Linked DNA regions of Mus musculus: all the other regions are linked to region 3. The links are chromatin loops, found by intact Hi-C in ENCODE. Cell type or tissue: heart. All regions are shown on one strand. Region 1 holds the start of Rabepk (Rab9 effector protein with kelch motifs). Region 2 holds the start of Fbxw2 (F-box and WD-40 domain protein 2). Region 3 overlaps Phf19 (PHD finger protein 19).

Region 1 (2,500 bases), 110 kb after region 3:
GCTCTTCCGAAGGTCCCAAGTTCAAATCCCAGCAACCATATGGTGGCTCACAACCACCCGTAATGAGATCTGACACCCTCTTCTGGTGTGCCTGAAGACAGCTACAGTGTACTTACATATAATAAATAAATCTTAAAAAAAAAAAAAAAAGAAAGCAGAGTGAGTGCATACCTCTAAATTCTTTGGCAGTCTATGGGAGCTTTCTGATAATTACAGGCAATCACAAAGACTCAGGTATTGGAAATATAATGGCAAAGTTGTGAAGAGAGCTGTAGCCCAATTTTACTTTGTCCATGAATTTTGGTTATATTTTCAAGTAACTAAATAAATAAATTGGAGTGGGAGCATTGTAAATCTTTTCTGTAAATCACAGCATTTGTATGGTGGAGGCAGCAGAATCAGGAGTTCAAGACCATCCTCAGGTATACAGTGAGATGGGAGGCAAGCCTGGACTGCATGAGACCCTGTCTCAAAATTAAAACCCAAGTTTTTCTTTTACTTGCACTAGTAAATTCTCTAGACAGCTGTGTTCCGATATTGCTATTCCCATTCTATCTATGAGTAAACTAGGGTTCAGAGAGGAGCAGACTCGTCAGACATTTCCCATTTAGTGCGGGAGCTTGTTTGAAGCCAGTCTGTCTTCCCTCTCCCACTAAAGACACACTACTTCTGTTTCTAGGCTGTCTTGAGTTCTGAGGGAAGTTAGTGAGCTCAGAGTATGGTACTCTGTTCACACATAGGCACATAGGCGAGCTATCTTTGTTTTAGGAAAGTCACGGGGCACCTATAGCTAGGACATAGATCAGAGAGGATGCAGATGAAGCTGTCAACAGAGGTAGTTTGTGTCTAGATAAAAATAATCACGGCTTTTACAAAGGACCAGCTCTGGGCCTCCATAAAAATTCCCGACTACAACCTCTATGGAAATCTTAAAATTTGTGTGTCGCTGAGAGAAGACACCAAAAGTATTAATAACTTTCCCCAAGAACATACAGTGTCAATGAACTTTTTATTCTTCAGCGTTTACAATAGGACCTCCTAGTTGTCCTTCGTGTTTAATCTCTCTGCTCAGCCTGTGAGCTCCCGGAAAGCCCAGGGCCTGTGGTCTGGAACGTGCTGTAACCACAAACAGCGATTATGGAAATAACCCGCTTTAGGATCCACAGTTTGAACCAACCTCAAACCTGCACAGGCAAAACCTAGCATCCTATGGCATGCAGGAAATCTCACTCGGGAGCCTGAAGCAGAATTCAAGGTCAGCCTGGCTTACGTGAGTTCCAACCCATCCTTCCCCTTCAGAAGTCACTACTAAGGACTGCTGTAACAAACTCCGTCGGGACCCGAAATTGGAGTTATGGACCGGATGCCAACCAGTACGCAGAGTTCCGGGAGGCCCTGACTAAGTTTGGCGCGTAGTCCCGGAGACCCGGAGGCGTAGAGCGGTTGGCCTGGACGCGCTTCCGGGACTGGGGAAGAGGACGGGCTCCTAAGCTCCGCCCCATGGGTGGAGCCACGTCCAGGACATGCGGGGGCTGCGGCAGGTAATAGGTGCTGGGCTGGAGGTCTCTTAAGGCAGTAGGCTTGAACTGGGTGGGAGGGGTAGTACCCATGGTCTCCGGCCGGTCAGTTTTGGGGAAAGCTGGCAGCCATTTCTCCCTGACCCCGACTTCTTTCGCGCGGAGATGTGGCCGGCAGAGGGGACGCAAAGGAGGTGGCTAGGAGAGTCCCCGCCACGCCGGCCCCTCTAAGCTCTGGGCTGACCCTGTGGTCATTAGCCTAGCCCGCTTGTGGGCCTCATCGGCCCAACTCTCCTTTAATTCCCTTTCTTCATTCGTTTGTCCTTCACTTCTACACTCTGCAGGTCCATTGGTAAGTTATCGGAATGAATCAGAAGGCCGGACATGCTAACATTTTGGAATCTAGTTTCGATACTTTTCTGTTACTTTTATTTTGAGACAAGTCTCACTGTGTAGCTCAAGCTGGCCTCTGCTGCCTCAAGCCTCTCTAGTGCCATGTAGTGCACCACCATGCCTGGCCGATTACAGACTTTTAAATAGATAGTTACATTCAGGGATGTAAGGGTGTAGTTCAATTGGTAGACTGCCTGCCTATCGAGAACTTAGCCCTGGGTTTGATCTCCAGAAGGCATAAAAAGGTATGGTGGTGTTTGCCTGTAATTCCAGCTTTTGGGAGGTGGCAGCAAGAGAAGCAGAAGTTCAGGGTCATCCTTGGCTACATAATGAGTGGGGGCTAGCCTAAGGTACATAAGACCGTGTCTCTAAATGAGTAATGAGTTTAAAAGAAAAGATAATTACGTTCAGAATGACTCCTGTAATATGGTGGTTAAATGGATACAGTCATATATATTGTGGTCTAAACCCAAGTCCTGATTAAGCCTTCCTGCCGAGGGTGTATGTGATGTATATTGCTAATCCCTGAGGCAGGAGCAGTAACTTGAGAGACTGGAAAGGGGTAATCTCTTTAAATAACCTTTGAAATT
Region 2 (2,500 bases), 79 kb after region 3:
TTGACCGGAGTGAGCAGAGGTCCTAAATTCAATTCCCATCATCCACATGAAGGCTCACAACTACAGCGTACTCATACGCATAAAATAAATAACTCTTAAAAAAAACCCTAGCCGGGCGTGGTGGCGCACGCCTTTAATCCCAGCACTCGGGAGGCAGAGGCAGGGGGATTTCTGAGTTCGAGGCCAACCTGGTCTACAAAGTGAGCTCCAGGACAGCCAGGGCTACACAGAGAAACCCTGTCTCGAAAACCCAAAAAAAAAAAAAAAAAAAAAAAAAAAACCCAAGGGAAACAAAAGCTTTAAATAGGAAAAACAAAAACAAACAAACCAAAAACTGGGCAATGATGGCGCACACCATTCATTAGTCCCAAGCTATTGGGAGAGGCAGGCAGATCTTTGAGTTCAAGACCAGCTTGGTCTACAGAGCGAGGTCCCGGTCAGCCAGAGTTACAGAAAAACCTTGTCCCATCAAACAGACAGGCAAAGCTTTCACACAGCAGCATTTATAGAGCTTCTTGCTTACCACTTCTATCTGGGGGGACTAAAGGCTTCACGCTAGTTAGCTGATATGTAACAAGCGCTTCGGAGAACAGCTGTCTCCGTGGCTAAGTGGCCACGTTTGGACAGCGTGCATGTATGTCCTGGGATTCGAGCTTAACCCAGCCCCTACCCAACTCCCTTACCATGTTTTGTCCTTGCTTCCTGCAGTATACTTTGTTATTTGTCCTGTCTTCCTCCTACGACTAGACATAGACCTCGCGCAGTTAGGGATTTGTTCAGCTGTGTCAGAATCGTGTTTGGGAGGTGCCAGGTGTCAATGGGCTGTTTGAATATCGTCACATGTGGATTTGGAGCCTTAGCCCTTTCTCTCCTGTGAAATATTACCCTAACTTGGTTAAAAAAAAAAAGTAGATGAGGAAAATAAACATTGTGCAAATCTAGAGGTCCACCTTGCTCAGGATCATAAGGTGTAAGCGCAGACGGTGGTACAGCACATGTTCGGCCCTTTTCCACAGTCGGGGCCATTCTTTCCCAGGTACTTGGAGGGCAGAGACGGAAGTAGAGCCGCTTCCGCCCGACGCTGGGCGCCGGAATGGCGCGCGGAGATGACGCAGCAGCACCGGAAGCCGCTCCCCTGTGAGGCTGCGGACCCAGAGCAGCGGCCGTAGGTCCAGGTCTGTATTTGCGATTGGCCGGGCCGGGCTGGACAGGAATCCCCAGCGCCCGCGGCGTTACTGACCCGCCGCCCCGGCCTGTTTTCTCCCTTTCCCCGCAGGCGCCATGGCTGTGGAGCGGACCCGGCCGCTGCGACGCTCTGGCGGCCCGAGCGCGCCTAGTCGGTGTGAGCCCGGCGCGAGGTCCCGGGCCCCGGGGCGCTCGCTCAGGTCAGTGCCGCGCGGAACACGGCTCCAGGAGCAGGGGACCAAGGGAGTCACGAACGGGCTGAGAGACTCGGAGTTAATTTTAGACAGGAAAATTAGAGCTAAGAGTTCCTGCCTTCTGGTGCTTCGGTTTTTCCTAGCCGCGAAACGAGTTAACATTGATGCCCCAAGGCTAGCACTTTAATTAATTAAAGATGATGAAATGTGGACAGGTGGTTTATAAAATGCAGAACGTAGTAGTATGTGTAGGAAGGCACCATGCTTGTGTGTATGCCTTGAAAACAGGTGTGTATTTGAGATGATGCTTCTTTTTAAAAGGGGAGAAATGACAGTATTAGTACTACATTATAACAGTAACTGGCATTTATTGTAGGCTTATAGTGTGCCAGATACTGTACAGAACGCTGTTTAACCCTAACAATCTTGTAGGTAAAACAGTACCAGGCGACAGTTTACAAGTGAGGAAATTTGGCTTGAAACACAAGAAATGATTTGCCCATGGTTACCCAACAAGTGAAATTTCAGAGCCCGTGTTTTATAAACATTATTTGTATTCTTTCAAAGGTTTAAAAGATTAGTCTCTAAATTAATGGCTTTTAGGCCAAGGGTGGTTGTGGACTCCAGCAGTCCCAGCACTCCAGTCTTGTGAATTGTGAGACCAGTCTGGGCTTCACTGCAAAAGCCTGTCTCAAAAAACAAAATAAAACAAAAAGCAAAACAAAAAGGAACAGTAAAAACAATTTTCTAAATATCACAAGCAAAAGGAGGAAAAGATCTTTACAATAGTGTAGTCACATGGTTTTAAATACAAAAAGATGTTTTGTTAAAAGGGACTTCATCCCTTTTCTTTCCAGTTCTCTCTTGAAGCAATATTTAATCAGCTTCCTCAATATTCACAGAATACTTTTCTGTACACATAATCCTCTGTGTAGACCAGACTGGCCTCAAACTCACAGAGCCTGCTTCTGCCTCCGAGGGCTGGGATTAAAGGCATGTATCACCACGCCTGGCCTACCTTTTAACTGGTTGTGAAAGGGGAGGCAAGGAGACAACCTTCCCAACAACAATGAGTATTTATTTTTTGTTCTTTAAAAAAATGATTTTTAGTGTGTCTATAT
Region 3 (2,500 bases):
GCCACTGTTCCCTTGTGAGTGAGTGATTCGCAATCCCCACCTTCACCCCAGGTTACCACCAACAGTGCCACATCCCCATCGCAGTTGATGCCAACTGGCCCCTCCTCACTCATTGGTTCTGCCGACGCTGCATTTTCGCACTGGCTGTGAGGGTGAGCACCTCCCTACCCCCACCCCCAGTCCCACCCCCCACCCCCAGCCCTTGCCTTCCGACTGGCCAGACCAGAGCCCCAGAGACTCAGGCCTGAGACTTCATTGCTGATGCTGTACTCTAGGCAGAAGGGCTTCACTTGGTCCATGGAGACACAGGGTGCTCACTGTCTTAGACCAGATTTCAGAATCTCTCTAAACCTCAAGTTTCCCCAACCATAAAATGGACAGTTTTGTGTCAGTAGGAGGTCCCCAATAAAGGGCCATGTGCTATTAAAAGACAATGATATGTACCTGCCCCTAACACGTGGTATTATTTTTATTACTTCTTTTGTTTGGTTGGTTGGTTGGTTGGTTTTGTTTTTTGTTGTTGTTGTTTTGTTTTGTTTTGTTGTTTGTTTTTGGGTTTTTTGTTTGTTTGTTTGTTTTTTGGTTTTTCGAGACAGGGTTTCTCTGTATAGCCCTAGCTGTCCTGGAACTCATTTTGTAGACCAGGCTGGCCTCGAACTTAGAAATTCGCCTGCCTCTGCTTCCCGAGTGCTGGGATTAAAGGCATGTGCCACCACGCCCGGCTACTTCTTTTTTTTTTTTTTTAACTCTTGTTAAGATAAATATATTCTTTCACAGACTCTGTGTGTGTGTGTGTGTGTGTGTGTGTGTGTGTGTGTGTCCTTACTACAACTGATGCTATTAATGAATATCTCTAAGGGGAACAGGATGGGTTTAGGATTGGTAAGAAAAAGTTCCTCGTTTTTCTGATGCTCATAAAATGCCTGCGTCTCCCCAAACCCTGGCAGCATTTCTCCTGATAGCTATGTGCTGACAGGTGTGGTTGGTGACCTGGACTTTATCTCCCCCTAGAAAGGTGGCGCTTTGAAGAAAGGCGCCATCGCCAAGACGCTGCAGGCAGTGAAAATGGTGCTGTCCTACCAGCCGGAGGAACTCGATTGGGACTCGCCCCATCGCACTAACCAGCAGCAATGCTACTGCTACTGCGGCGGGCCTGGAGAGTAAGGCTACAGAGCGGGGCACGTGGGACTGCAGGGTGGGACTGACAGGCTCCGGGAGAACCTCAACTCAGGGGGCGGAGCCTGAGTGACAGCCTGAGGGGCGGGGCGGGCTTGAGTAACTGGCTCTGGAGGCGGAACCTGGAGGGGCGCACTCCAAGTGACAGCTTAGAGGCGGGGCCTGAGCGTCAGACTCTGGAGGGGTTAACTTGGAGTGACAGCTGGGCTGTGGGGTGTGAGCGTCTGGAGGCGGGATCTGGAGGGGCGGACCTGGAGCCATGGGGCGGGGCCTTAGTGTCACGCTGTAGAGGCGGGACCTAGAGAAATTTGACAGCTCAGGGGCGGGGTCCGAGTGTCAGACTGTGAAGGCGGGATCTAGAGAGGTGGACCCAGAGTGACAGCTGCGAGGCGGGGCTTTAGTGTCAGGCCTTGGAGGCGTGTCTTGGATGGGCAAATCCAGAGTGCCAGCTGAGTATTAGGTCTAGGGAGGACGGGCCTGAAAGTGACAGTCGGAAGGGTGGAGCCTAGGTGTCAGGCCATGGAGGCGGTATCTGGAGGGGCGGATCCGCGATGTCATTTTAGGGAGGGCAGATTTTAATGTTGAGGCTGTGTCACTTTGCAGGAGGCTTCAGGAGGGAGACCCAGAGTGGTCTGTGAGGGCCAAGCTTTAGAGGCGGGCCCAGGGGGTAGAATAGCTGCCATAAAGCAGGTCTGGTCCCAGGGGAGCCAGGAGAGTTACCTAGGAGTCTTAAGAGAAGGGCCCTGAAAGTAGGCTCAGAGAGAACATGTACAGATAGCAATGGAGAGTAGAAGACGGAGTGCTTTTCTTGGAGTCGCCTGAGAAAGGTGGAAGTAATGAGACAGCTAAGAGCCTAGACTTGACAAATGTCCATTACCTGGCACAGAACTTTGCCAGCTGTGCCTTCCTGGATTCACAGTTCACTTACTAGTGTTTCTTTGTGTGGTTGTGAGCATCGGGAACTATATAAAAGCTCACATGGGCTGGGAATTGATAATCAGCCACTGGTGGTGGAGGAGATTCTTGTCTTGCTGAGGGGCCAGAATCTGGTCTAGCTTGCCAACCTGGGCCTCTAAGGACAGTGAAACCTGCTCCTTTGGGCTGTCTGCACAGAGGCAGGATATCTACCCTCAGTAGATGGCAGACTGCTCCTCCCCCGGTCCTGAGTTTTAGAGTGTCTGGAAGCTATGTTTATGGCCCAGCTAGCCTCTGACTTTGCCATTTGAACTACTTCATCTGTCAAATGGGCTGTGATGGCTGACCTAGCTCTTCTGTGCCTCCAGGTGGTACCTTCGGATGCTACAGTGCTACCGGTGTAGGCAGT

Evidence for each region. A loop is a pair of places that touch in the nucleus more often than their neighbours do. Peaks named below come from ENCODE experiments on the same cell type or tissue, not always from the same donor. Only the 100,000 strongest peaks of a DNase experiment are listed, where the experiment ranks them.
Region 1: a loop joins it to region 3, with 2.2 times the contacts of the local background. A loop is called at or near these places in 5 of 42 quality-filtered maps.
Region 2: it touches region 3 in a loop (2.2-fold over the local background); 4 of 42 quality-filtered maps call a loop at or near these places.

Annotation. Positions count from the first base shown.
Region 1 is chr2:34,798,792-34,801,291 of GRCm38, reverse strand. Rabepk (Rab9 effector protein with kelch motifs) reads left to right here and starts at 1,380. Exons shown (of 8, transcript NM_145522.4): 1 at 1,380-1,541. The coding sequence starts at 1,524. In heart, no CTCF peak of the experiment used is centred here; a DNase peak (open chromatin) is centred at 1,511; H3K4me3 peaks cover 1,743 bases; H3K27ac peaks cover 1,602 bases.
Region 2 is chr2:34,824,847-34,827,346 of GRCm38, reverse strand. Fbxw2 (F-box and WD-40 domain protein 2) reads left to right here and starts at 1,112. Exons shown (of 8, transcript NM_013890.4): 1 at 1,112-1,175; 2 at 1,277-1,385. It also overlaps a transcript of Gm34653 not described here. In heart, no CTCF peak of the experiment used is centred here; a DNase peak (open chromatin) is centred at 1,106; H3K4me3 peaks cover 1,883 bases; H3K27ac peaks cover 1,343 bases.
Region 3 is chr2:34,904,110-34,906,609 of GRCm38, reverse strand. Phf19 (PHD finger protein 19) reads left to right here. Exons shown (of 15, transcript NM_028716.4): 5 at 52-152; 6 at 1,012-1,160; 7 at 2,460-2,500. Among named protein-coding and RNA genes, the nearest start is that of Phf19, 8.6 kb to the left of the region's middle. In heart, no CTCF peak of the experiment used is centred here; DNase peaks (open chromatin) are centred at 1,409 and 2,419; H3K4me3 peaks cover 1,372 bases; H3K27ac peaks cover 1,410 bases.